Regions from separate parts of the Homo sapiens genome. Here region 1 is linked to region 2. A link is a loop called in an ENCODE intact Hi-C map of the cell type or tissue named here. Cell type or tissue: chondrocyte. All regions are shown on one strand. Each heading gives the region's core, and the rest is flanking DNA. Links, peaks and the distances in the headings are about the cores only. Region 1 overlaps SBK1 (SH3 domain binding kinase 1). Region 2 holds the start of LOC124903674 (a long non-coding RNA gene).

Region 1 (15,879 bases), core at 4,649-12,648, 290 kb after region 2:
TTTCCTGTCTCAGCCTCCTGAGTAGCTGGGATTACAGGCAGCCACCACTGTGCCCGGCTAATGTTTGTAGTTTTAGTACATGTTAGCCAGGCTGGTCTCAAACCCCTGACCTCAAGTGATCCACCCAGCTCGGCCTCCCAAAGTGCTGGGATGACAGGCATGAGCCAACGTGTTCAGCTAATTTTTGTATTTTTAGCAGAGATGGGGTTTTGACATGTTGGCCAGGCTGGTCTTGAATTCCTGACCTCAGGTGATCCGCCCCCCTGGGCCTCCCAAAGTGCTAGGATTACAGGTGTGAGCCACGGTGCCCGGCCCCATTTTCCTTTAACATCAACATTGAATGACTTGAGCCCACATACTAAGAAAAATCAAGGCTTGGCGTGGTGGCTCATGCCTGTAATCCCAGCACTCTACAAGGCTGTAGTGGGAGGATGGCTTGAGGCCAGGAGTTTGAGACTAGTCTGGGCAACATAGCAAGACCCTGTCCCTACAAAATAGAAATGAAGACATTAGCCAGGCCTGGTGGTGTGTGCCTGTAGTCCCAGCTGTCTGAAAGGCTGAGGCAGGAGTGTCAGAGGCATTTGAACCTGAGCGACTCTATCTTGAATAGGGGCTGGGTAAAATAAGGCTAAGACCTGCTTGGCTGCATTCCCAGGAGGTTAAGGCATTCTAAGTCACAGGATGAGACAGGAGGTTGGCACAAGATACAGGTCATAAAGACCTTGCTGATAGAACAGTTTGTAGGCCAGGCATGGTGGCTCACCCCTGTAATCCAAGCACTTTGGGAGGCTGAGGCGGGCAGATCACCTGAGGTCAGGAGTTCGAGACCAGCCTGACAAACATGGAGAAACCCGTCTCTACTACAAAAATATAAAATTAGCCGGGCATGGTGGCACATGCCTGTAATTCCAGCTACTCAAGAGGCTGAGGCAGGAGAATCGCTTGAACCCAAGAGGTGGAGGTTGCGGTGAGCTGAGATTGCGCCATTGCACTCCAACCTGGGCAACAAGAGTGAAACTCTGTCTCAAAGAAAAAAAAACAAAGGGCCAGGTGCGGTGGTTCATGCCTGTAATCCCAGCACTTTGAGAGGCCGAGGCAGGTGGATCACGAGGTCAGGAGTTCAAGACCGGCCTGGCCAATATGGTGAAACCCCGTCTCTACTAAAAATACAAAAATTAGCTGGGTGTGGTGACGTGCACCTGTAGTCCCAGATACTCGGGAGGCTGAGGCAGAAGAATTGCTTGAATGTGGGAGTTGGAGGTTGCAGTGAGCCAAGATCATGCCACTGCACTCCAGCCTGGATGACAGAGTGAGACTCCATCTCAAAAAATAATAATAAAAATAAAAAATAAATAAATTAATAAATTAACAATAAAAAATGTTCAAAAAGGAAAACCAGGCCCCCTCCACAATGTCTCTGAGGCATCCCAAGATGGGGCTCCCCATCTCCTGAGTCCACCATGCTCAGCCCACTTCCTGGCTGTCCTTCTCTGCTCTTGGCCTCTGGAGCCATTGTCCCCTTTCTTCGCCTCCAAATCAAAACCTCTGTTTTTGTCCATTGCACCAAATCTCCACTAACCCAAGGCTGGGTGAGGAACAGTCTCCTCCCCTCAGCTGCCAGTAATTACCTCTAAATTACTTTTCTTACACCCACATTTCCACCCTAAACCAGACACTAGATGGGTGTATAGATGTTGACATTTCAGAGAGAGAGATGCTGTTTGGTGACTCTCGCATGGTGACGTGACCGTAAGTTGAGTAGTCATCTATGGCTCTGTGTGAAGGGTGTCATGGGGTCTGCGATCACTCCTTCCACTAGCCCTTGCTTTGGCCCGCTTAGCTGTGACTGCTGAGGAGTTGGGAAAATTTGCATAGGCCTCAAGGAGTGTCTTGGGAAAAAAGGAATCAAGGCTACAACTCTCTTTCCTTCTGAAGTTTAATTTATTTTATTATATTATTTTATTTTATTTATTTTAATTTTTTGAGATGGAGCTTTGCTCTATCACCCAGGCTGGAATGCAATGGTGTGATCTCGGCTCACTGCAACCTCCACCTCCTGGGTTCAAGTGATTCTCCTGCTTCAGCCTCCCCAGTAGCTGGGATTACAGGTGCCTGCCACTATGCCCTGCTAATTTTGTAGTTTTAGTAGAGATGGGGTTTCACCATGTTGGCCAGGCTGGTCTCAAACTCCTGACCTCAAGTGATCTACCCCCCTCAGCTTCCTGAAGTGCTGGGATTATGGGTGTGAGCCACTGCACCCGGACTTGAAGTTTAATGTTTTTTTTTATTTTTTATTTTTTATTTTTGAGACGGAGTTTCACTCTTGTTGCCCAGGCTGGAGTGCAATGGTGCAATCTCAGCTCACCACGATCTCTGCCTCCCAGGTTCAAGGGATTCTCTTGTCCCAGCCTCCGGAGTAGCTGGGATTACAGGCATGCACCACCATGCTGGGCTAATTTTGTATTTTTATTAGAGATGAGATTTCACCATGTTGGCCAGGCTGCTCTTGAACTCCTGACCTCAAGTGATCTGCCCGCCTCGGCCTCCTGAAGTGCTGGGATGACAGGCATGAGCCACCGCACCTGGCCGGAAGTTTAATGTTATTGGAACCTTTTTGATAGACTGATTAGTCTGGATGGAAGACTATGGACAGGGTACCAGCACCCTCAAGAAGGAATGTGCCATGATCAGGGGAGGCGACCAAGGCTAAATTAAAGGATAGAAGGGGCTACAGGGACAGGGCTAGTTCTCTTGCAGCGTGTGGGTGAGATTAGAAGCCCTTCCAGTCAAGCCATGGGCACGGCAGGGCAAAAGCTTTGTAGCCTGGAGGATGCCTGATATTGCCCAAGTGAATTCAGCAGTGACATGAGTGAATGGCGGAGACAGAAGCCATGGCTGCCGAAAGCCTGGGCCCCCTAGTGGCAAGTCCCGCCACTCTGTGGCTAAGTGGGGGATCTGAAGAGGTGATGTTTGTCCACCAAGCTGGGGAACCAGTGATGCTCTTTTGCTTTGTAGATTTCTCCTCTATCCCCTAACAATCCATTAAAGTGGATGACACCCTTATCATGGCAGAGAAGCGGCAGACATTTTGAAATGACAGAGCTTTTCTTTAACATATACCAAATCAAATAGTTGGGTAGCAGTCCTTTCTGCCCCGGTAGGGCTTTTTGCTGTTCTTTTTGCCCTCCCTCTCTTTTTCTTTCTGCCCCCACCCCATCATTTCATATATAATTATGTAACTTATAGAATGTCTGTTTTGCTCTTTAGAACAGCAGTCACCATGCTTTTTGGCACCAGGGACTGGTTTTGTGGAAGACCATTTTTTCACGGACCAGGGGTGGGGTGGGGTGGGGTGAAGCGAAGATGGGGATGGAGGGATGGTTTCAGGATGATTCAAGCACGTTACATTTATTGCACACTGTATTTCTTTCTTTTTCTTTCTTTTTTTCTGAGATGGAGTTTCGCTCTTGTAGCCTAGGCCGGAGTGCAATGGCACGATCTTGGCTCACCGCAACCTCTGCCTCCTTGGGTTCAAGCAATTCTTCTGTCTCAGCCTCCTGAGTATCTGGGACTACAGGCTCATGCCACCATGCCTGGCTAATTTTTGTATTTTTAGTAGAGATAGGGTTTAGTAGAGGTGCCTGTAATCCCAGCTACTCGGGAGGCTGAGGCAGGAGAATGGTTTGAACCCGGAGGCGGAGGTTGCAGTGAGCCGAGATCGCACCACTGCACTCCAGCCCGGGTGACAGAGTGAGACTCCATCTCAAAAAAAAAAAAGACTGGGCACGGTGGTTCAAGCCTGTAATCCCAGCACTTTGGGAGGCTGAGGCGGGTGGATCACTTGAGGTCAGGAGTTCAAGACCAGCCTGGCCAACATGGTGAAACCTCATCTTTACTAAAAATACAAAAAAATTAGCCGGGCATTGTGGCATGTGCCTGTAATCCCAGCTACTCAGGAGGTTGAGGCAGGAGAATTGCTTGAACCTGGGAGGTGGAGGAGGTTGGAGGTTGCAGTAAGCCAAGATTGCGCCACTGTACTCTATCCTGGGCAACAGAGCAAGACTCCATCTCAAAAAAAAAAAAAAAAAAGAAAAAAAGAAAAGAAAGAAAAAGAAAAAAGGAAAAAAAGAGTATGTCTCAGGGTATGTGATAGGGATTGTGTGTCTTGTTTATTGCTGTTTCCTTGGCCCCGAAAATAGTAGCAGGCATGCATTCATTAGTCTGACAAGTTGTTACGGAGTTCCCATCACCGTACCAGGCCCTGTCCCAGGCGTGGGGGCTGGAGGGAAGTAGCAGTTTGCCAAACACTGCCTCTGCTCTTATGGAACTTCCATTCTAGGGGGGAGAGATGGGTAACAAACAAATACATGGTCCTGCAGGTGGTGACGAGTGCTCAGTGTGCAGTGAAGCAGGCTAAGGAGGGCTTCTCTCCACCTAGACGGCTCAGGAAGTTTGCTCTGACCCTGAAGGAAGGGCGGGAGGGATCCCTGGGAGAGTACAAGGCAAAGTTTAAGGCTTCCAGGTGAGCACATGCTTGGCAGGCAGTACAGGGGATGGTAGGGATGAGGCTGGAATGTGCTGGGCTTGAAACTTGACCTTGACATAGGCTCTAGGCCTCTTGTGACCTCTCAGAGCTCGTGGGACCTTGGAGACCACTCTAAGGACTTCAGCTTTGATTTTTGGGTGGAATAGGAAGCCATTGTAGGGTTCTGAACATAGTGACAGATCTTATCAAAAGGATCTGTCTGGCCGGGCATAGTGGCTCATACCTGTAGTTCTAGCACTTTGGGAGGCCAAAGCAGGAGGATCACTTGAGTCCAGGAGTTGGAGATCAGCCTGGGCAACATAGTGAGACCCTGTCTCTACAAAAAGTAACAATAAAAATAAAATAGCCCAGAGCAATGGCATGTGCCTGTAGTCCTAGCTACTTGGGAAGCTGAGGTGGGAGGACTGTTTGAGCCCAGGAGATCGAGGCTGCAAGTAAGCTATGATTATGTCATTGTACTCCAGCCTGGCCAACAGAGCGAGACCCCAACTCTTGGGAAAAAAAAAAAAAAAGAAGAACCTGCAGAGGCTCAGAAGAGGCTCCTGCCTTAGGCCAGGGAGGGAGGCCATGTCCAGGGGCAGCAATGCAGGCAATGGGCAGTTGCTGCCTTGGGATGTGCCTGTATTTGAAGGCAGAGCCAACAGAACTGCTCTGTTGACATGAGTAGGTAATTAGCAAATATTTGTTTGAATGAGTGTTGAATCATGAAACTCCCTACAGTCCACTGAAGCTCCCCCTCCTTCAGAACATCCGCCTTGACTGTTGCTGGAGTCTACACCCACAACCGGCCCTTTCAGCTTTCTCCTGTCCCCTGCTCTGGCCCCATCGTCAGGGAGCGTCTGTGGGCTCCTCCAAACTCGATGGGTCTCCCAGTTCCATGCTCTCACTGAGCTCAGCCTGCTGTTTGGGCAATGTCTGCCTTCATCATTAGATCACCAGCTGCCTAAGGGCAGGGGCCCTGTCTGTCCTGCTCAGTGCTGTGTCCCCAGCCCCTAGGAGGAATCCTGGTACACAAAAGGTGCTCAGTAAAAAGGTGCTGAGTGGTGAACTGGTCTGCCTCTGGGCTTTTGCTTCTTTTCTGGCCAGGCTGAAGGGCTACAAGCTGAACTCCAGGCAAGGGACAACTGCCTACCCCTTGTCCCAGAATCTGGGTCCTGTTCCCCTCATGCTCAAGTTCTGAGAGGTCACAGGAGGCCTAGAGCCTATGTCAAGGTCAAGTTTTCTTTTTTTTTTTGAGATGGAACTTTGCTCTTGTTGTCCAGGCTGGAGTACAATGGCGCGATCTCAGCTCACTACAACCTCCACCTACCGGGTTCAAGCGATTCTTCTGCCTCAGCCTCCCAAGTAGCTGGGAGTACAGGCGTGCGCCATCGCGCCCAGCTAATTTTATATTTTTAGTAGAGATGGGGGTTTCACCATGTTGGCCAGGCTAGTCTTGAACTCCTGACCTCAGGTGATCCGCCCGCCTCGGCCTCCCAAAGTGCTGGGATTATAGATGTGAGCCGCTCCGCCCAGCCCAAGTTTTCAGTTTCTAGAGTACCTGTGTGCCCCCACCCCCACCGCCCTCTCCACCCCAAACTTGAGAAAAGACAGCCACCCAGTGGTCATTTTTCTAAACTTTTGTTTATTTTTATAGCAATCGTCATGTTTAGAGAAGTAAATAACACATTTAAAAACCTTCTCAGGGCCAAAGGATGCCAGAGTATTTACAAACACATGGAGGAAGGGCGGCAAGACATGAGGGGCTGGGGCTCTGGGGCTAGGACTCTACCCAGGACCCCGCCCCAGGCCCTGAGCCAAGCATGGACGCTGATGTCAGCCACCAGGACTGTCCCACTGGCCACAGTGTGGGCTCAGGGAACATTCTGGCAGCCGTGGGGTTCTGTTCAGTGGGCCTGGTGGAGACCCTCTAGCCGACCTGTGGCCCCGCCTCCCATCCAGGGGGCTTCCCGTGCCCCACAGGCCAGCTCAGAGGGGTCTCTGGGAAGCACCGAAGGACAGGGGGCAGTGTGGGGGACACAGGGTCTGGGACAGAGACACGCACACACATACACACATACACACATACACACTGTACCTTCACAGAAGAATCGCAACAAGGGAGATTTTTTGTGTGATTTTTTTTTTTTTGTCTTCTAAGTCTTCATGTCTACAGTGTTATTTTTTGCTATTATTTTTTGTTTCTTCGACAGTGACATAAACTGAGGTAAACATCTGTGACCAACACCTCTCCTAAGGGGCAAAGGGTCCCAGCCCGACCAGCAGAGGAGGTGGCAGCACCAGGGCCCCAACCTGGTGTTCCGGTTCTGCTCTGGGGTCAGGCTGGAGGCTGGCCCTCTGGGTGCCTCTGGGAATGAGGGGGCTGGGCTACATAACTATGGTCCCCTCCCAACTCTAACATACTAGATACTACAACGGCTGGGGAAACTCCCGAACAGGATCTTAACAGAGAGAGGGAGAGAGAGAAAGAGAGGAGAGAGAGAGAGAGAGAGAGAGAGAGAGAGAGAGAGAGAGAGAGAGAGGGAGAGAGAGAGCGCGCGCGAGAGAGAGAGCGAGCACGGCAAGGGACGTCTACTGTGGAATCTCGATTCCTAGTTATTGCAGGAGAGATCAGGATGTCGCGAGGCCTAAGGCAAAAGGAGAAGTCGCGGCTGGGAGAGGCAGCCCCGATGGGCTCCAGGTGGGCCGGGGGCAGTGACCAGGGCCTTCTCTGAGACCTGGTCCTTGGAGGGAGTGGGGGTTTGCTACTTACCTGGCATGTGGAGGGCCCATACCCACTGGGGAGGTGGAGTCTGGAGAGGAGTGGGCACAGCAGGGAGAGTGGGGCCAGGCCCTGGGGCCACCCCACACTGTTTGTAAACTGGACCCGGGCAGGGCAGGGGACCTATAGCCCTTTTTCAAGGTGGGAATGAGTGGGGAGTGGAGAGGTTGGGGCACCAGCCAGAAAGTGCTCGGAGTTCACTCTGGCCGGCCTGGCCCATCAAAGAGCCCCTCAAATGGCCCAGAACCCCAGGAGGGACCCTGGCAGGGGACCCTGACAGGGACAGCCTCACCCATGTGGTGCTTATTGCGGGGGTCCCGGGCCTCCACAGAGAGGGGCAGGGGGTCAGGCGGGGCTGCTGTTGTCTCTGTTTTGCTACCTGGGGGCCTGAACCAACCTGCAGGGGCCTCCTTGCCGGATTTCCTGAGGGCTGTGGTGCAAGGCAGGCCTGGGCGCCCTGGGACAGCTGCCTGGGAGGACCAGGGTGTGGTGGGGGGGCCGCTGGTGAGGGGTCTGGACGCACAGTCACTGAACGCAAAGGATGGCACCCATGCGTCTGCACCCTACACATGTGCACACACACCTAGTCACACACTCGCCCCCTGGTGTCCACCGCCCCCATTCTCACACCCACACATGCAGGTCCTACGCCCTGCACACTCCAGCGCCAGAAAAGTGGGAGACGTGAGGATGGGGTCTTGGAGGTTGGCATGTTTGACCCCAAGAAACCCAGGAGAAATTTCCAGCACGAACCAGCTCGCCACCTGCTGGAAGCCCAGGCTACTACGTCTAGGCTGTGTGGCAAGGGCTGGGAGGACCCGGCAGAGGTCCCTGGGCCTGGGACAGTGCGGCTGGCAGGGGGAGCTGGGACCTGCTCTCGGCTCCACACTAACTCCCCTGCCCTAAGGATGGGGGCAGCTGAGACCCCTGCCCTGTGAGCCCTTCTATCCCCACAAGTTGTCAGGACAATCCCTTGTGGTTAGGGGGAGGGGCGGGGAGAGAGCTCTATTTCTCAGCCAGTGCCAAGCTACCCTCCCTCCTGGGCTGTGATTTCATTTGTGCAATGGGGGTGTGCAGGAGTCACTAGCTTCTCGGGGCCTGTCCCGCACATACACGCACTTATGCGACATCCAGACATTTGCTACATTTTCCAAGGGCTTGGCCTCTCCCCTCCAGCCTCCAGAAGGGAGGGCAGGACACAGCTGCCCTTCGCTCACTGCCCTGATCCCAGCCTGTGCCCAGGGGCCTTAAGCCCCCTCTCTGCCCAACACTTCAGTCCCTTTCTGTACCCAGGGTGGGGAGGGGGCAGAATGGGATGGCGAGGAGGAGGGGATCTGGGGTGGGACCGCAGGATGATCTGCCAGGGGGTATGGAAGGCCAGGAGCAACGAGTCCGGGTTCCAGGGCTCAGGGAGGCGTCTGGGAGTGTGGCCCGAAAGCTCCCTTGCTCCTGGCGTGTGTGTGTGTGTGTGTGTGTGTGTGTGTGTGTGTGTGTGTGTGTGTGTGTGTGTTGTGTGGTGGCCTCCGAATTCTCGGGTCTGTGCGGCTTGGCTCCTCTGGGCCAAGCCCCCGCTCACCAGGCCGCGCTAGGGGTCTTTGGTGGCCCCCTCACCAGCCCGCCGGGGACGGACCAGGTGCCGGGCCGCGTCCTGCCTAGTCTACCGCTGCGCCCCCTGCCCCGCGGCGAGGTGGCTCCATTCCCTACCGCCGCACCGGGCACCGGCTCGGGGCGGGCCCGGGCTGCTCCCGGGTCCGAGGGCGGCGGAGGCGACTCAGACGCAGATCTCGATGGCCGTGGCCAGCACCACCTGCCCTTTGCTCTTGTCCGCGCGGCCGTCGGTCCGGCCGGGGGGCCCCTGGGGAGCTAGGCCGGGCTCGGGCACAGGCACCGGCACGGGCACTGGCACCGGCACCGGCACGGGCAAGGGCACCGACCCGACGGCGGGGGGCGCGGGCCGGGAGCCGCTGCCGCTCTCGGTCAGCACCGTCCGCTTGAGCGGCCCAGGCGCCTCGAGGCGCAGTGGCCCGGCGGCGGGCGGGCGGTCCCCGGGGGGCTTGCGCGCGCGGTGCGAGGGCCGGCGGCGCAGCTCGGACGTGAGCTCGTGCTTGAGGAAGCGGAACACCTCCTTGGCTGGGCCGCGGCGCTCGGGCTCCAGGGCCAGTAAGCGCTGGAACATGCGCAGCGCGGGCTCGGTGAAGCGGCGCCACTGCGAAGGCAGCCCCGGCAGGCGGCCCCGCTGCCAGCGCACGAACTCCTCGAAGAAGGCGTCGGCGCCCGACGCCGCCTCCCACGGGAAGTTGCCGGTGAGCACGCAGAAGATGAGCACGCCGAAGGCCCACACGTCCACGCCCGTGTCCACCGCCAGCCCGTCGGCGCGGCCCGCCTGGCACACCTCAGGCGCCGTGTAAGGGATGGTGCCGCTCACGCGCTTGACGCGGCAGCCCACGCGGCGCGTCATGCCGAAGTCGGCCAGCTTTACGCGGCGGCACTCGCGGTCGAACAGCAGCACGTTCTCGGGCTTGATGTCGCGGTGCACCAGCTGCCGCCCGTGCATGAAGTCCAGCGCCAGGCCCAGCTGCTGCACACAGCGCTTCACCGTGTCCTCAGGGAGCCCCACCTGCGGGCGGCCGGGGGAAGCCGCGCTGTTTCCAGCTCTCCAGCGCCCGCCCCGCCGCCCTCCCCTCCAGCTCCCTCTCTAGCAAGGCGGTTTTCGCCTCCCACCCTGTCCCCAGTAACTGGGGCGACCGCGCAGACGCGGCCCGGATGCTGCTGAGCGCCCTTTCCCCCGCTGTCTCATCCAATCCTCATAGTGGCTACCATGCCTGCTTCTCCTATGGGGACATCGGGGCTCCAGGAGGGACACGCGGCTCTCCAGGAGGTTGATGAGGGGGTCCGCGGCGCCCTCCACCTGCTGTCATTTTGCCCTGCCTGCTAGATACTTATCTCGTCGGTCTTCCCCAACTAGAACGGGGCTCCCTGAGCTTCCCGTCCTGTTCCCTGCTGTGTCCGTGCATCTGTGTCTCCAGATTCTGGCATGTAGTAGGTGCTCAGCAAAGAAGGAGGACCTGCTCCGAAGGTCTCATCACTCAGCCAGCAAGTGGCAGAGCAGATTTAAAGCTAGTGCCTGGAACCCTCCCCCACCGTCCCGGTTCCAGGGTCGCTTCCTCTGAGGGCCCCTTCCCAGGTGGATCTGACACCTCTCCTCTTGTGTAGCCCCAGGGGAGGGCCCAGTGACTTCATCCCATCATTCTCACTGTCTCCTTTTAGGCACTCATCTCCATCTGTTATTATCTGGCCCGCTGTGGAGTGTCAGTTTCCCACTAGAACAGGGACTTTTGTCTTCCTTACTGCACATCCCCACCTCCCCAAATGGTAACTGACATACAGCAGGCACCCAGTAAATACTTGTTAATTAAATGGTCTGACTCCACTCCCACTCTCACACTCTGGGACCCTGAAGACCCTTTCCCCACCCTATGCCACCATCCCGAGTACCTGGGGAGGGATGATGTCAAACAGGTCCCCAGCAGGTGCGTACTCCTGGGCAAAGACGTAGCAGTCCTCTGTCTCAAAGACCACGTCAAAGACCTTGATGATGAAGGGGCTGGAGGAGAGGCTGTTGGTGATGCTCACCTCCCGTAGGAAGTTCTTCAGCTTGGTTTTGCTCTTGTTCACAAACTTCAGTGCCATTTTTGTGCCTGATGGGAGCAACAGCAACAGGGTTGAAGCCCCCTCTCCCAGTGCCTCCGCACTGGATGCACCCATGCCTGTCTCTGGACCCTGGTGCAACAGGGTCCCCAGCAGGCATGACTGTCCTCATCTCACGGATGGGAACAGACCCAGAGAGAGGAAAGGACTTGCCCAAGGCCATGCAGGCAGGGTCAACCTGAGCCTTCTACACCCACTCTGCAGCTCTCCAAGAGGAGGGGGCGAGGGGGCCTGTGATGCCCTCCACCTCTCTCATTTTGTCCTGCCCGCCATATGCTTATTTATCTTGTCAGCCTACCCCATCTAGAACGGGTCTCCCTAAGCTTCCTGTCTTGCTAAATGGATGAATGAATAAGAAATGAGACACTGCAAGGCATGTGTCCACAACTCTGTGCCTGGGCAAGCATCTGTGCCCATCTGGTACATAGCTGGGTGGAGCACACATGTGTGTCCACGGAGCATTTACACATCGCAGGCCCTGCCTTCAGCACTGCACATTCACAACTCACACTTCATTATGATTGTATGGGTTGTGCACTAATGTTACCCTATTTTACAGAGAAGGACTCTGAAGCACAGAGAGGTGAAGTCACTTGCTCAAGGTCACACAGCAAGCAAGTAACAAAGCTCAGGTGACCCCATGTTAGGTGCTCCTCCTGCTGCCCTCAGTTAGCACAAAGCCCCTGGACCCAAGCGCGTGCAGCTGTGGGAGCTCACACAGCCCCAGCCCCTGGCTGGCTGGGTGGCACGGCTGTGACCTACAGTGTGGGGGAGGTATCAAGCTCAGTGACTAAGCGACAAGGCTCTGGAGATGACTCCTGGGGTCTCGTTTTGGTTCACAGCCTCTGTAGCTGCAGGGCATTGGCTATGTGGCTGAATTGGCCTAGGTCTCCCTGTCCTCACCTGAGAGATGGTGATTGCAATATTGACCTCACAGGTCCTTCCACCACCCATTAAGTGTGGCACCCTGTTCCTGAGGAACCACCCTCACTCTCCATCCACCTTCCTGGGGCCAGACATCCCTGAGACGCTGGTGATACTCAGACACAGCCGGCAGCCCTGCCCTCCCCAGACACTCCTGGCACAGCCCCTTGGCTGTCTCAAAGTCACCCCAGATGGCCCCACAGCAGCCCATCCTGTACCCTGGCCACTCTGCCCCGGATTCCTCCCTTGCCCCATCTGCCCAGTCTCTTTCCCCCTGGGCTGCCTCAGGCCTCATCCTCTACATCTGGCCCCTGACCCTGCCTCCTGGCTTCCACAGAGCACCAGAGAGCCCCGGCCCAGCTGCAAGGTCATGTCCCCCAACCCTGACCTCCCAGCCCTGCCCCACCCCAACCTCTCAGCCCTGCCACCCTGCACTTGTTCACCTGTGCCCTTGTAGACCACCAGGTCAACCTTCCCATAGGTGCCTTTGCCCAGCTCCCGGACTAGTTCGTAGTGCTTGGTGACGTCGCTGGCGGCCAGTGTGCGGAGAGTCAGGGCCTGCATGTCTTCAGTGAGAAGGGGCACACCGGCACCAGGCCCAGGGGCAGTCCCCGGCCCACAGCAGGTCAGGGAGCGGGGCGGCTCAGGCTCTGGGCAGCCCACGCTCATCTTCTCCCTGTTGGGTAGGGGTGGTGAGCATGAAGTGTGACATCAGGCAAGGGTCCCCTCCTCCAGCCCCTCTGCCCTCCCCAGAACCCAGAAAACTTGAGGATGGGCCCGGATGCCAGGCCCAAGATAACCACAAGGGGGCGACAAGCATCTTGGTCGCGTCGCCTTCCCCAAAGCCTCAGGGGCCAGGCCTGAGTCAGCTCCCCGAAGACCAGTCACTGCCAGACCCTGCGCTTGGTGGCACCAGCCCCTCTGCCTCATGCTGCCACCCACACACAGTGTCAGGCAAGGCCCCTGTTTATGTCACACAGACACAGCCAGATACCGAGTTCACACGGGTACTCCCATTCAGAAGCGTTGGTTTTATTTGGATTGTAGAGAGGGGGGTCCCACTATGTGGCCCAGGCTGGTCTCGAAATCCTGGATTCAAGTGATCCCTCTGCCTGGCCCTCCCAAAGTGCTGGGATTACAGGCATGAGCTACTGCACCCGGCTTGTTGTTATTTTTATTTCTGAGACAGGGTCTTGCTCTGTCACCCAGGCTGGAGTGCAGTGGCGCAATCACAGCTCACTGCAGCCTCGACCTCCCAGGCTTAAGCTATCCTCCCATCTCAGCCTCCTGAGTAGATTGGATTACAGGCATGTGCCACCACACCTGGCTAATTTTTATTTATTTATTTTAATTTTTAGTTCTGGGGTACATGTGCAGGATGTGCAGGCTTGTTACATAGGTAAACGTGTGCCATGGTAGTTTGCTGCACCTATCATGCCTAATTTTTAATTTTTTTTTTGTAGAGTTGGCATCTCTTTATGTTGCCCAGGCTGGTCTAGAACTCCTGGCCTCAAGTGATCCTTCCACCTCAGCCTCCCAAAGCACTAGGATTACCAGCATGAGCCACTGTGCCCAGCTTATTCACAAGTACTGACGAAGCACCTGCTGTTCCCCAGGGCTCTCCAAAGCCTGGAGGACACAGCATGGAACAAACACCTAGGATTCCCTGCCACCATGGGGCTTACACCCCAGGGGGAGAAGGGCAGTAGACACAGTGATCACATCAGTTGTATATTACGATCGAAAGTGGTATGGCTGTCCATAAGGTAGGGGGTGGGGAAGAGGTCTGAGGGCCATGATTGCATCATCACATACCTTGGCCACGTGGTCTCAGGCCAAACTGGCAGGATGGTATAGATGTGGCCACACCATCCCACCATACACATGGCCACACATCAGCACAGCCTGGCAGTGCCTCCCCCACTGCAGACGACCTCACCACCCGACTAATGAACACTGCGCCTGGCCAACCTGACTTTTTCAAAAATTGTATTTAGGCTGGGCATGGTGGCTCACAACTGTAATCCCAGCACTTTGGGAGGCTGAGTGGGCGGATCACTTGAGGTCAGGAGTTCGAGACCAGACTGGTCAATGTGGCGGAACCCTGTCTCTACTAAAAATACAAAAATTAGTTGGGCATGGTGATGCACGCCTGTAATCCCAGCTACTTGGGAGGCTGAGGTAGGAGAACTTCTTGAACCCTGGAGGTGGAGGCTGCAGTGAGCAGAGATCGTGCCACTGCATTCCAGCCTGGGCGACAGAACAAGACTCCGTCTCAAAAAAAAAACTGTATTTGTATTGAGACAGGGTCTTGCTCTGTTGCCCAGGCTGAAGGGCAGTAGGATGATCATAGCTCACTGCAGCCTCGAACTCCTGGGCTCAAGGGATCCTCCTGCCTCAGCCTCCTGAGTAGCTGGGACTGCAAGCATGCGCCACCACATCTGGCTGATGTTTAAATTTTTTGGAGAGATGGGGTCTTGCTATGTTTTCCAGGCTGGTCTCGAACTCCTGAGATCAAGCGATCCTTCCACCTTAGCCTCCCAAAGTGCTGGGACTACAGCGTGAGCCACCACTTGGGCTAAGACCTGACTTGTCATGTGGGTGACAGTGAACTAACTCTCCATCCGTGGCCTTCATTTCTTTATTTCCCCTTATCTCATGTCATTTTTCTAGTTTTATTGAGGTATATTTGGTGTTCAAAAAACTACACATATTTGAAGTGTACAGTGTGATGATTCTGACATATGTATACATCCCTGCCGTCGAGACCACGAACACATCCATTACCCCAAAGTTTCCTTTTGCCCCTTTCTAAAACCCCATCCCCCCAACCCCGGTCTTCCAGGCAACCACTCTGGGCATTCATTTCTCATCTGTAAATGGAGAGAGGTAGACTATGGGGGATGAGCCTTTCCCAGGCGCAGGCACACATGAGTATGTATCTGTGTGTGCACTGGCAAGAGAGGCCAGGGCTGCCTCCTTTAGAAGCTGCCACCAGCCTCCAGCCCCTGAGCACTGCTTCCGGGTGCAGCCTCCCTCTACCCTCCCTGCACTCCCTTCTCCCTTTTTTCCCTTTTTTTTGAGACGGAGTTTCTCTCTTGTCACCTGGGCTGGAGTGCAGTGGTGTGATCTTGGCTTTTTGCAACCTCCGCCTCTTGGGTTCAAACAATTCTCCCACCTCAGCCTCCCAAGTAGCTGGGATTACAGGTGTGCGCCACCATATCTGGCTAATTTTTGCATGTTTAGTAGAGATGGGGTTTCACCATGTTGGCCAGGCTGATCTCGAACTCTTGACCTCAGGTGATCCATCGCCTGGGCTTCCCAAAGTGCTGGGATTACAGGCGTGAGCCACCGCACCTGGCCCCTTCTCCCTCTAATCCCAGACATGTCACTCCAGTGTCCCTAGCCTGCTCCTAAGCACCCCTGCACCCTGAAGAACAATGACCACAGCTCCCTCTGGGAGAAGGCACAGATGTAGAGCCAGACAGCCTGGGTCTGAGTCCCAACTCTGTCACTTGCTAGCTGGATGTCCTTGGGCAAGTTACTTCCTCTCTCTGTGCCTCAGTTTCCTCATCTATACAAAGGATATAATAATAGTGCGTTGGGCCACTCAAGGTAGCTCACGTCTGTGATCCCAGCAATCTGGGAGGCCAAGGTGAGAGGATTGCTTGAGGCCAGGAGTGTGAGACCGGCCTGAGCAAGACCCTGTCTCCACAAAAAAAAAAAAAAAAAAAAAGTTAGCTGGGTGTGGTGGTGCACACCTGTGGTCCCAGCTACTCAGGAGGCTGAAGCAGAAGGATCGCTTGAACCCAGGAATTCGAGGCTGCAGTGAGCTATGATCACTTCACTGCACTCCAGCCTGGATGACAGAGTGAGACCCTATCTAAATATAATAATAATAATAATAATAACAATAATAACGACAACAACAACAACAACA
Region 2 (13,496 bases), core at 4,373-12,372:
AATAAAAATAAAATAAATAAATAAATAAATAACCCCATGCCTTCTGCCTCTGTGGCTTTGCCTATTCTGGGTATTTTGTGTCAACGGACCCATGCATGGGGGTGGGCCGGGCACCTTTCAAACGTTCAGCCCCCACGACGGCCCGTGGCCTCCGGATTGGACGGCACGAGCTGGGTGTGCGCGGGGCGCCCAACCGCTCAGGAGCTCCTGGAGGAGGCAGGTGCAGGTGCCGGCTGCTGCAGCGCAGTAGCTGCTGGAGGCTGGCGAGGCCCGGAGGCGGTGCAGGAAGCCTCCGACCACGCGGGCTCCTGATCGCGGGCGCCCACAGCGCGGACATGGCGGGCTGGTGGCCGGCGTTGTCGCGCACGGCCCGGCGCCACCCGTGGCCCACCAACGTGCTGCTCTACGTTGCTCGAGCAACGTAGCTCTACGCTCTACGAGCGTGCCGTAGCTCGCTCGTCTCCGCCGGGGACGTGCTGCAGCAACGGCTGCAGGGCCGCTAGGCCGACTGGCGCCAGACGCGGCGCGTGGCCACGTTGGTGGTGACCTTCCACGCCAACTTCAACTACGTGTGGCTGGGCCTGCTGGAGCGCGCGCTCCCGGGCCGAGCGCCGCGCGCCATGCTGGCCAAGTTGCTGTGCGACCAGGTGGTCGGTGCGCCCATCGCGGTCTCGGCCTTCTACGCCGGTGAGGGGCCGGGGGGGGAACCTGGGGGGTGGGACCAGTATTGGGGGACTGGAGGCAGGGACTTGGGGATCAAGCGGCTGGAGGGAGGGCGCTGCAGGAGCCTGGGGACCCGGGCAGGAGCCGGGGCTCTGAGACCGGAGCTGCTTCAGAGGCCTGAAGGGCCAGGGCAAAGGCTGGAGGCTGGGGTGTTTGATTGCGAGAAGTTGCAGGAGGCACTGGCTGGGGAGCCGAGAAATTGGGGAGCCAGAGGTACAGCAGGTCAGGAATTTAGAGGACTAGGGTCGGGGCTCAGACTCTGGGGTTGGGTGTAGGCCAAGGCTGGAGGTAGGCAGGGCTGCGGAGGTCTTTGCCCCCTGAAAAAGGCCCACGGGAAAATAAAGGAGATCCCAGTTCAAGGCCATAGCAGCTGCAATGACCGTGAACCAATCGTGGGACAGGGAAGGAACCGACCTGCTGTTCAGAAAATCCACGCCTGGGGCCCCGGGGCCAACACAGGAACAAAATGCAAGGGGACCCGTGACCCTGGGGGGCAGAGCAGGTGGAATCTGAGGTTGGGCCTGGATCTTCAGCAAATTCATGCCCAGGGGCCTAGTCCTGCTTTGGTAACAAGATTTTCCCCTGGGGTCTCACGGAAAACATCAAGGGACCTTGGATCCTTGCCATAGAGGACTATATACCTGTGAGGGTTCAGGGAACCCTCTCCTTAGAAAATCCGACCCGGGCCTGGGGTGTGGGGGACAGGGGCTTGACTGTGGAAACCTTCTCTACTGCGTACAATAAGAACAATGGAAATGTTACCTGAAAAATACCGGGGTTCATTCCCTTAACGAGTCACAAATGACTCCACCAAGAGGCGGGTTTTGATCAATGGGAGTTTTACTTGGCACAAGAAAGGAAGACACTGGGCATATTCTCCCAAGTAGTGTGTCCCCCAGAGAAAGAGACAGGAGGGTTTTATGGGGTGATGGAGAAAGGAGAGGGTGCATGATTGCATGTAGAGTAGGGGTCCCAGTGAGTCATGATGCTAGCGCATAGGTTGCATAGGTTATAGTCATGAAGCTATAGCTTCTCCCGGGGTGAAGACTTTAGCATGGTAATGAGGAGAGTTAACTTGGGTTCATCTGTAAGTAACCTGGGGTCATTTAGGAGCTGATTTAAACAAACAGGGTGACCTCATTCCACCCAGGGCTGGGGAAGAACAGGTTGAGGTCAGGAGGCTGTAAAACAGGCTGATCACTCAAGTTGGTTAAATTCTTGTAATCTTTGGAGATCCTCCATCTGCTCACAGGAGGGTCCCTGTGGCCTCTATCATCATTGCAATTTCTATAGCCTTGAAGGGGATGGGGTGGGTAACTGGGGAGAAAATCTCTATGGGTCTTAAGCCTGACGGGGTCAGTGGGTCAGGAGAACAGACAGCCGGGGAGCTAGGGCCTCCTGTTTTATCAGAAGGTCTGTGCCTGGTCCCGGCGTGTGATTTGCAGACTAGATTTGCAAACAGCTTCCTAGCAACTGTTAAAGAAGTCTTGTACAGCGGTGAAGGGGTAGGGGACCAGAATGCTATTTAATCCTCAAAAAACTAGTGAGATTGTTCTCTTTTTCTTTTCTTCTTCTTCTTCTTCTTCTTTTTTTTTTTTTTTTTTTTTTTTTTGAGACAGAGTCTTGTTTTATTGCCCAGCCTGGAGTGTGCAGTGGCCTGATCTCAGCTCATTGAAACCTCCATCTTCAGGTTCAAGCGATCCTCCTGCCTCAGCCTACCAAGTAGCTGGCATTACAGATGCACACCACCATGCCCGGCTAATTTTTGCATTTTTAATGGAGACAAAGTTTCACCATGTTTGCCAGGGTCGTCTCGAACTCCTGAACTCAAGTAATCTGCCCATCATGGCCTCCCAAAGTGCTGGGATCACAGACGTGAGCCCTCGCACCTGAGATTGTTCTTATTACTCTCATGTTACAAATGAGGAAACAACTAGTGAAATTAGTGAAATTGTTCTCTTTTTCTTTTCTTTTTTTTTTTGGGAGACAGAGTCTCGCTTTATCATCCTGGCTGGAATGTGCATTGGCCCGATCTCAGCTCACTGCAACCTCCACTTTCTGGGTTCAAGTGATCCTTCTGCCTCAGCTTCTCGAGAAGCTGGGATTACAGGCATGCGCCACCACACCCAGCTAATTTTGTATTTTTAGTAGAGACGGGGTTTCTCCGTGTTGGTCAGGCTGGTCTCGAACTCCTGACCTCAGGTGATCCGCTCGCCTCAACTTCCCAAAGTGCTGGGATTACAGGCATGAGCCACCGTGCCCAGCCCACTAGCTTTTTTTAAAAGATAGAAATTAAAATTTCAAAATGTCCAAATGTTCAACTTTTCACAAAATGTTTGGAAGGTAGAGAAAAGTAACCAATAGACCCACTATTGTAACTGGATTGTTTTTGTGAATTGTTATAGTTTTTGAAAAAATAATTGTTCTGCTATAACTTTTATATTCTGCTATTCTCACATCATATTTATCATTCCTTTAAAATTTTCTAGTTTTAGAGTGGAGACTATGTTCTTTTTTTTTTTTTTTTTTTTGAGACAGGGTCTTGCTATGTTGTCCAGACTGGAGTGCAGTGGCATGATCACAGCTCACTGTAGCCTCCACCTCCCAGGCTCAAGCAATCCTCCCACCTCAGCCTCCTGAGTAACTATGACTACAGACACACCACCACACCTGGCTAATTTTTGTATTTTTTATAGAGATGAGGTTTTGCCCTGTTGCCCAGGCTGGTCTCTTAACTCCTGGACTCAAGCAATCTGCCTGCCTCGGCCTCCCAAAGTGCTGGGATTACAGGCTTGAGCCACGGCACCTGTCTATGTTCTCTTTTCACTGTAGGATCAGAGGGTCATATTGATGGATGATAGTGATGGTTACTTTGCATTTTGGAATGGTAAACTTAAACATGAACTGTTATACAGTACTCTACTGAATCTTTTAAAATTCTTTTGGTGTTTTTGCAAATAGGTATGAGCATTCTCCAGGGAAAGGATGACATATTTTTGGACCTGAAACAGAAATTCTGGAACACCTATATGGTAAGACAGGCGTTTGAAAATGTTATCAGTATCTTTTTGTGTGTGTATATACACACACACACACACACAATATACAATACAATATATATACATATACAATCAGTAACTTTTTGTGTATATATGTGTATATGTATATATATGTACATAGATCCACAAAAATATATACTTTCTGTGTACATATTTATAAAGATTTAAAATGTTTTAATTGACACATATATGTATGTATTTTCAGAATACATGTGATGATTTGATACATTTGTATAATCATATCAGGATTCTTTGTGTGTGTGTGTGTGTCTATATATATATATGTATATATATATTTTTTAATAAAATTTTTTTTGAGACAGGGTCTCATTCTGTCACCCAGGCTGGAATGCAGTGGCATGGTCATGGCTCACTGCAGCCTGGACCTCCTGAGCTCAAGCGATCCTCCCACCTCATCCTTCTGAGTAGCTGAGACTACAGGCATGTGCCACCACACCCAGCTAATTATTTTTAAATTTTTTGATAGAGACAGAGTCTCACTATGTAGCACAGGCTGGCCTCAAACTCCTGTGCTCCAGTTATTCTCCCACCTCAACATTAAGTACATTTTTATTAAACTATTCCTAAATTAGAGCTCCAGTTTGGTTGGCAGAAGGGTCCAATATTTTGACAGAGAAATCTTAAAGTTATTTTGATAGATGTATGAGGAGAGGCTTTAAGAGTGTCTATACTTCTCATGAATTGGAAAGAAATACTTTCTCTGGGCCGGGCACGGTGGCTCACGCCTCTAATCCCAACACCTGGGAGGCTGAGGCAGGCAGATCACTTGATGTCAGGAGTTTGAAACCAGCCTGGCCAATATGGTGAAACCCTGTCTCTACTAAAAATACAAAAATTAGCTGGGCACGGTGGTGTATGTCTGTAATCCCAGCTACTCAGTAGGCTGAGGCAGGAGAATCACTTGAATCTGAAGACAGGTTGCAGTGAGCCAAGATCTCACCACTGCACTCCAGCCTGGGCAACAGAGCAAGACTCCATCTCAAAAAGAAAAAAAGAAATGAAATAATATCTCTGAATTTTAGTCCATGTTCTCAATGATTTCTGACTTTATTATATTAACTCTTATTAATGATCAGAATTTATTTTGTAAATTTTGCAGCCAAAGGGACAATTTATTTTGTAAATTTGGGATTCTATTTGCAAAATAAGGATGGTAGACTGTGAGTGGCTTAATGGAATCATTCCCACATTCAGAGCCAATGTTTTCAGGTGAGCATTCTGCGGAGTCCTGGTGAAAAGAACTTTAACATCACAAAGGTATTGATAGTGAAGGAGAAGGTTTCCAAGGGTTACTCCAAGGTTCAAAACAAATCAGCGGTTTTACTGTTTGCTCGGCACAAATATATATAGTCCAGTCCAGTGCAAAATTTAGGCCGGGCACGGTGGCTCACGCCTGTAATCCCAACACTTTGGGAGGTGGAGGCGGGTGGATCACAAGGTCGGGAGATCGAGACCATCCTGGCTAACATGGTGAAACCCTGTCTCCACTAAAAATAAAAAAATTAGCAGGGCATGGTGGTACGAGCCTGTAGTTCCAGCTACTTGGGAGGCTGAGGCAGGAGAATCACTTGAACCCGGAAGGCGGAGGTTGCACTAAGCCGATATCACGCCACTGCACTCCAGCCTGGGCGACAGAGCGAGACTCTGTCTCAAAAAAAAAAAAAAAAAAAAAAAAGAGCGGGAAGTAGCCGGCTCACACTTGTAATCCCAGCATTTTGGGAGGCTGAGGCAAGAGGATCGGTAGAGCTCAGCAGTTTCAGACCAGCCTGCGCAACACAGTGAGACCCCATCTCTACAAAAATAAAATAAATTAGCTGGGCATAGTGGCAAGCGTCTGTTGTCCCAGCTGCTCAGGAAGCTGAGATGGGAGGATTGCAAGCCTGGGAGGTCAAGGCTGCAATAAGCTGTGATTGCACCGCTGCACACCAGCCTGAGTGACAGAGTGAGGCCCTGGTTCAAAAAAAAAAAAAAAGAGCAGGAAGTAGAATTGGGAAAGAAAGAAGCTTCAGGCAGGGATTTGTAAATGAACAAAACCGCAGGAATATTTGCATACTGTTTTAAAAAACAGTGGTTACAATGAGTGAGTCTCATCTACCCTCAGGAAAAGAAAGAGGGTATACCAGCAGTCTAAAGCCCAGCCCATTTGGAGATTTTTTGGGAAGATTTCTTGTGATAAGAAATTGTCGGCCGGGCACGACAACTCACACCTGTAATCCCAGCACTTTGGCAGGCGGATCACTAGGTCAAGAGATTGAGACCATCCTGGCCAACTTGGTGAAACCCCGTCACTACTAAAAATACAAAAATTAGCCAGGCATGGTGGCGGGTGCCTGTAATCCCAGCTACTCAGGAGACTGAGGCAGGACAATTGCTGGAACCCGGGAGGCGGAGGTTGCAGTGAGCTGAGATCGTGCCACTGCACTCCAGCCTGGCAACAGAGGGAGACTCCGTCACAAAAAGAAAAAAAAAAAGAAAAGAAAAGAAACTGTCTTCCAGGTGCTGTCCTAGGTGTTAGTGGAAGATACCCAAAAAACCATATAAAACAGAGATTCTGTCCTAAAGGGACTTAGAGTCTAGTGGGATAGATAGATAAATAGACAAGTCATTAACTAGAGTTCGATGAGAAATGCTCTCAGAGCCCATGGGTACTCAGCACAGCGAGGAGGTGTGGGAGTGGGGATCAAGGAAGTCTTGCTGGGGCCAGGCACCAGTGGCTCATGCCTGTAATGCTAGCACTTTGGGAGGCCAAGGTGGGTAGATTGCTTGAGCTCAGGAATTTGAGACCAGCCTGGGCAATATGACGATGAAACCTCATCTCCACAAATACAAAAATGAGCTGGTCATGGTGGCTCACACCTGTAGTCCCAGCTACTCAGGAGGCTGAGGTGGGAGGATCTCCTGAGCCCAGGAGGTCAAGACTGCAGTAAGCTATGATTGTACCACTGCACTCCAGCCTGGGTAACACAGCGAGACCCTGTCTCAAAATAAAAAATAAAAAATAAAAAAAAAGATCTGGAGTTAGGCACATACTGGGGGACAGGTCATTCCAGGGGCAGAAGAGCTGAGTAGAGTTGACAATGTGTAAAGCACCACGGTATGCCCAGAGGGGAGAAACCACAGGCAGTTTGGTGTTCACAGAGTATTTGTTGAGCAACTTGGAATGAGTTTGGATCCTGGAGACTGTTGAACACCCGGAGCTGAGGATCTTGCACTTCACGGTTAGGTAATTGCAGCAGAGGAAACCAGAGTGGGGGGTTATTGTAGCCAAGTTCACATAAGAAATAATGAAGTACGTCGGGTGTGGTGGCTCATGCCTGTAATCCTAACACTTTGGGAGGGTGAGGCGAGAGGATCCCTTGAGGTTAGGAGTTCGAGACCAGCTTGGGCAACATAGCAAGACCCTGTCTGTATTTAAAAAAATAAAACTGGCCTGGCATGGTGGCTCACACCTGTAATCTCACCACTTTGAGAGGCCGAGGTGAGCAGATCACTTGAGGTCAGGAGTTCGAGACCAGCCAGACCAAAATGGTGAAACCCAGTCTCTACTAAAAATACAAAAAATTAGCCAGGCATGGTGGCGCACGCCTGTAATCCCAGCTACTCAAGAGGCTGAGTCAGGAGAATTGTGGGCGGCAAGCCACCCAGGCACCGAGGCAAGAGACAGAGGACACGATCTGTTCCAGTATAATAAAATATAAAACAAGAATAGTTATACCAGATATAGATCTTAGATATGATTATATATGAATATCATTAATCATTAGTTTGTAGCAATTACTTTTTCTTCCAATATTATAATAACCCTCGCTCAATAATCATAGCCTAGGAAAAACCAGGCCATACACAGATAGGAGCTGAAGGGACATAGTGAGGTGTGACCGGAAGACAGGAGTGCGAGCCTTCTGTTATGCCTGGACAGGGCCACCAGAGGGCTCCTTGGTCTAGCGGTGACACCAGCATCTGGGAAGATGCCCGTTACCAGGCGGATCGTGGTCCAGCGTCTCCCTGTGATGCTGTGCTTCAGTGGTCACACTCCTAGTCCACCTTCATGTTTCATCCTGTACACCTGACTCTGCCTTCTAGATAGCAGTGGTAAATTAGTGAAAATACTAATAGTCCCTGATATGCAGAAATAATGGCATAAGCTGTCTTTCTCTTTGTCTCCTCTCCCTCTCTGCCTCGGCTGCCAGGCAGGGAAGGGCCCCCTGTCCAGTGGACACGTGACCCACGTGACCTTACCTATCATTGGAGGTGACTCACATTCTTTACCCTGACCCTTCAGCCTTGTATCCAATAAATAACAGCGCAGCCCGACGTTCGGGGCCACTACCAGTCTCTGCATATTGGTGGTAGTGGTCACCCGGGCCCAACTGCCTGTGTTGCCCAGGCTTCCTGTGTTGGCCGTGCTGTCACCAAGGTCACAGCATCCTGAGAACATGGTTTTCTCCTTGACTAACAAGGCCTCGGGGTCTGTCTCGGGGTTGGCCTTCCACCGGGTCAGCGGGATGATCCGGCGCAAGCTCACGGTGTGTCTCCTGGTGGTAGAGGGGCTTGTGTCAACCTGTGGCCGGGTGGGGATGCTCCTTCCCAGCTGGTAGGCTGCCCCCAGGCTCCATGCCCTGCCCTGGCCTGGACACTCACGCTTTGCCTTCTTCATCAATGTCATCTACCTCATACCTGTGGACAAAAGGAGGAAAATGCAGGATGCAGCCAGGGGCACAGTCCCTGTAGGGGAGTGTGGAGGACAGGGGCAGGGCAAGGACCCGGTGCTCCCTGCACAGCCGGCCCCGCCCACAGCACGCTCTGTGGAGTTTTTCTCCTGCTGTGCAGATGAGAAGCAGAGTGGCAGCCCAGGCAGGTGCAGTGACCAGAGAGCAGCCCTGGGGCTGTTGGAGGAGCCCCTGGGAGCCTCCATCTCCCGAGTGAGCCCAGCAGGACTGTGACCCGTTCGGCCAGGTGTCCTACAGGGGCTGCTGGGCTCAGCTACAGATGGGCGAGACCGCAGCATAGTGGGCGCCCAGCGGGAAGAACCAGGGAGGGACAAAGTGAGTTTGCAGGTGGTGGAGAGGCTCTCTTCTTGATGTCGGTGCTGAACCAGAAGTGTGTTTAAGGAGAATTTCCTAAAATTCAAAGAGTTCCACGGGAGTCGCGGCTAGGCCGGGGCGCTTCTTCAGCATCTACCTGCTCTACGGCCTGAACCCCCGTCATCAGGGCCACGTTTATATGGGGTTCACTGTCAGCCCTGCTTGTCAGGTCCAGCAGCACAATGGGGGCCACACAAAAGGCAGGGCCCAGGCCTGGCGCGGTGGCTCAAGCCTGTAAACCCAACACATTGGGAGGCCAAAGCGGTTGGATCACTTGAGGTCAGGAGTTCGAGACCAGCCTGACCAACATGGTGAAACCCCGTCTGTAATAGAAATACAAAAATTAGTCGGGCATGGTGGCACGTGCCTGTAATTACAGCTACTCAAAAGGCTGAGGCGGGAGAATTGCTTGAAAGATGGGGCAGGGGGCAGCGGCAGAGGTTGCAGTGAGCCAAATCGGGCCATTGCACTCCTGGTGAGACCGGAAGGGTCTCTGTGCCAGGAGGAAGGCTTCCTGGAGGAGGCGGACCCCGCTGGGCACAAGCCTGATGAGAGGGAAGGGCATGCCTGTGACATGGGTGGGGAGTCCAGGGTGGGGACGGGACTGTCACAGAGGAGGAGCATGACGGGGAGACAGTGCCCTGGGAATCTTGGCGGTGGAACTCCGGGGAGGAGCTGGCTGGGGCGGAGGTGATGATCCAGGATGCGGGCCAGCGTAGGGGTCTTGGTGGGCATGCTGGGGTCGGATGGAGCGCAGGAGAGAGAAGAGGGGGGACAGGTGGGTACCTGGGCTGGAGGCGCGGCCTGAGGTGGGCAGGTGCAGGGGGCGTGACTTCATTTAGGGGCAGGGCCTGGGGCTAGGCTGAAGCCGGCAGTGAGGACCCCGCTCTCGGGTGGAATTGGAGGGGACCCGCGGTTGGGCGCGGCAGGGCTCACAGGGACACCCCCGTTCTCCTCCCCAGGGAGAAAGTGCTCGTCGTGCACGGCTTCCCGCCCGCCGTGGCAACCCTTCGGGTAAGGAAGGAGACCAGGCGGCGGCAGGCGGGCAAGGGCTTGGGGTCCGCCCCCCTGCCTGGAGCCGCCCTAACTCCTCCGTATCCTGCCGCTGTTGGAGTGGGCCTGGAACCCCCTCCATAGGCGCGCCTCCTACTCCCGCTGCACCCCGACCTCCGCCGGGACCTCTATGCGCCGCGCCGCACGGGCGATGGCCTTCGGGCCTCCCCGGCCCCAGGGCACCGCGCAGGTCCCTTTGCTGGCACCAAGCCCGAGCCTGAGCCGGACCCGGGGCCCAAGAGGCCTGTGCGCCCTGCGAGCCCTTGAGCTCCAGGGGAGGTCCGCCCCAGGCAGGGCGGCTCATCCCCCAGACCACTTCGGATCCAGCTGTTTGTTGAGGAGCCAGGAAACGCCCTGACACTTTTGCGGCCCTGTCCCCGTCTCTAAGATGGGGATGATAGTATTTCTGGCCATTCCTGAGCACAGCAGGACCTGCCTTTTCCCTTTGACTGGAAGGTTCTTCTCTACACCTATCTTGATAACCTGCCACCTCCACAGGGAGGTCTTCTCTATCTCCCGATTTAAAATTGCAGCTCTGAGAAGCCGGGCATGGTGGCATATGCCTGTAGTCCCAGCTACGGGGGGAGGCTGAGGTGGGAGGATCGCTTGGTCCCAGGAGTTGGAGGCTGCAGTGAGCTCTGATCGCTCCACTGCACTATAGCCTGGGCAAAAGAGCAAGAAACTGTCTCTAAAAATATAAAATAAAATTGCACCTCTTGTGTACTTCCCCGTCTGCTTCTTTACCTGAATACTTACTATCTCACCGGCTAGGTGCTTTATGACTCTCGTTAGTCTCTCCCACCCCAACCTTTGCACTACATTGCCCGAGGGCAGCTCTTGTCACTGCTGTAGAACAAAGTCCTGCACAGAGACGATAGCCAAGAAATAGTTAATAAAATAATGGAAAACGGGTGCCTTCTACTGAGCACCCGCTAATAGTGAGTGAGTAGAGGACTTGCCCTGGGGACATTCAGTGACCTGCTGGGTGTTGCTGAGCTGTGAGGAAGTTCAGGTCTGGCTGCAGTGGTGAGGCTGTGACTCAATCAATCACTGCTGATGCTCCCAGGACCTGCACCAGCTTAGTCCCAGGGGCAAGGATTTTAAACCCCCACCTCCATTTCCTCATCTGTAAGATGCAAATAACAGTCACCTCTGCCTCACGGGATGGAGCTGTGTAATGCCCGGAACAGTGCCTGCTGCATAGAGGGGTTGCTGCCAGCTGCCTCTCCCTCCTTGTCTCTTACCTGCCTGCTGCCTGGGACAGGATGAAGCGGGGCCCTTGTGTTGCCCCAACCCTGGCTGTTGGCTAAGAGCCCACGTGATCTGCCTGTGAGAGGAGTTCCTTCCGGAAGAACCAGGGCAGCTTCTGCCCCTAGAGGGCCAATGCCCTAGCTGAGTGCAGTCCCCCGGCCCCAGCCTGGTCCAGCTTTGGGAAGAGGGTGCCCAGTTGTGCAATCCAGGCCGGGGCAGCCGTGTCCTGATCTTGGTATTCAGGGCTGAGCCTGGAGGGGGCTTGTGATGCCTGACTCTGTCTCTCTCTCTGGCCCCATGCCTTGGTAGCTGTGAGGCGTCACTGCTTTGGGTGACCTGATCTGGCTGTGATGGATGAGCACGGGGGAAATAGTGGAAGACTCGGAATTAGAAGACGTGAGTGGGCTTTGGCCCCAGCCTCCCTACCCCACTCCCTGTCCTGGGCTGCCTGTGACCAACCTTGTTTCTGCAGGCACACTGGATAGCCCTGCTGGAGCTCAGTGTCCCTAATCCCCTCCAGATACTGGTGGCCTAGGGGAGGTCATCAAAGACCGGTGGGACATCGACCTCAGCCCGTTTCCACGCTTTTTTTTGTTTTGTTTTGTTTTTTTGAGACCGAGTTTCACTCTTGTTGCCCAGGCTGGAGTGCAATGGCGTGATCTTGGCTCACCGCAACCTCCGCCTCCCGGGTTCAAGCGATTCTCCTGCCTCAGCCTCCCAAGTAGCTGGGATTACAGGCGTGTGCCACCAGGCTTGACTAATTTTCTATTTTTAGTAGAGACAAGGTTTCTCCATGTTGGTCAGGCTGGTCTCAAACTCCCGACTTCAGGTGGTCTGCCTGCCTCGGCCTCCCAAAGTGCTGGGATTACAGGAGTGAGCCACCGTGCCAGGCCTTCTCCAGGCTCTTGGCACCTTAGCCAGAAACAATTTAAGGACAAGTGCAAAAGTCATGAATGTAGGCAGATTTCCTGCAGAGTAAAGGGACTCACTGAAGAAGAGGAACGTGGGGGTCCTCAAGAGAGTGTCTCATGCCCTACAAGGTGTGGGGCTGACCTTTATGGGCTTCTTCAACTAAAGAGGGGTATATTCATGAAGAGTCCAGGAAAAGGTAAAGATTTCTCAAGACCGTGGTGCCACAATTTACACCCAAATACAGGTGTTCCTGGAGCCGTCTTGGCACTGGTGGGTGTACGGTTTCATATGTTACTGATCATACAATGAGATCCTAGGTGAAACCTACATCAAATACAGCGCCATGTTGTGTCTGGTTGGTCGTAGCCAGCTTGGTCCTCATCCTATTTTTCAGGGACTTATTGGCCCTTAGCGCATGCAGCTATTTCAAGTTTCCTTCTTCTCCTCATGTGAAACTGCTGCCTGGGATTTTGTATTCACTTGCTACCACTCTATTAATCTCACATTCTCGCCTCTTTTCTGTGTCACCCCGTGTGGGTCCGACAGGTTGTTACTAGAGTGCAATACAAAGTCTTAGTCAAGGGAACCTCCTGAGGGTTGCTGAGGGCAGGGGTGGAGCTAGTAGCCTGAGGACCTGCCAGTCACGGGGATTCCTCATGGGCACAGAGGAGGGAGGAGGGGTCCATGGCCCTAGCATATGAGAAGCCTCTCCTCTGCCTGGAATTCCCATGCCTCAGCTTCCCCCACACTCCCACCTGTCCGCTTGCCTCTGAACTCACGCATTTCTTGGAAGTCTTGGGAGATTCACCTTTACTCAGATGGTTGTTTACCTGTCTCGTGCACAGCTTGACCTTGGACTTTAAAGTGAGGATAAAGAACGAGGAGGATGGGGGGATGCCCCCCTTCCACGGGGCCCTGTGGCTTCCAAACCTCGGCCTCCTCTGGTCTCTTGTCTGTGGAGCCTCCTTCAAACCCAGGGAAATAAAACCACCTGCCACGGGTTGTGGTTCTTCTAGGATCTTCTATCAATGTTCTCTGAGGTCCCCAGGAGCCATGAAGCTGGGGCTGACTCCCAGGGCAATGGGACTGCAGTGTCCTTGTTCTTTCTTGTTCTATGCATCCATGCTCTGCTCCACCCCTGCCCCTTCACTCTGCCCACACACATCCCTCTAGACTGGCCTTGTGGTCAGAGCCTGGAGTGCATGGGCTGCTGGGGGCCTGTGGGCTGCACTGGGCCAGAACCCCTGGCACCTTCAAGACTGGCCTGGAGCCAGCAGGTAGGTGACCTTTCCAGGGCCTGCCTATCCCAGCTTTCTCCTCCAATCCCTCCCCTCTCTTGCCTGGGTCAATTAGAGAGAGCTTGTCTGTTGGCTGCCTGGCAGGGTGGAGTTCA

Evidence for each region. A loop is a pair of places that touch in the nucleus more often than their neighbours do. Peaks named below come from ENCODE experiments on the same cell type or tissue, not always from the same donor. Only the 100,000 strongest peaks of a DNase experiment are listed, where the experiment ranks them.
Region 1: it touches region 2 in a loop (9-fold over the local background); 3 of 110 quality-filtered maps call a loop at or near these places.

The regions. Positions count from the first base shown.
Region 1 is chr16:28,314,121-28,329,999 of GRCh38, reverse strand. SBK1 (SH3 domain binding kinase 1) reads right to left here. Exons shown (of 4, transcript NM_001024401.3): 2 at 12,383-12,615; 3 at 10,803-11,005; 4 at 6,151-9,924. The coding sequence starts at 12,608. The coding sequence ends at 9,079. Among named protein-coding and RNA genes, the nearest start is that of SBK1, 30 kb to the right of the region's middle. In chondrocyte, for the core only: CTCF peaks have their summits at 7,832, 8,061 (motif pointing left) and 12,485; DNase peaks (open chromatin) are centred at 9,049, 9,899, 11,728, 12,329 and 1 weaker place.
Region 2 is chr16:28,610,322-28,623,817 of GRCh38, reverse strand. LOC107984835 (a long non-coding RNA gene) reads right to left here. Exons shown (of 2, transcript XR_007065036.1): 1 at 11,185-13,496; 2 at 4,832-8,480. It overlaps LOC124903674 (a long non-coding RNA gene), which reads left to right and starts at 9,287. Exons shown (of 2, transcript XR_007065047.1): 1 at 9,287-9,614; 2 at 9,850-13,118. It also overlaps a transcript of SULT1A1 not described here. RefSeq lists silencers at 146-315, 366-415 and enhancers at 506-635, 7,978-8,552, 9,541-10,090, 10,091-10,641, 10,889-11,389. In chondrocyte, for the core only: a CTCF peak has its summit at 7,714 (motif pointing right); no DNase peak of the experiment used is centred there.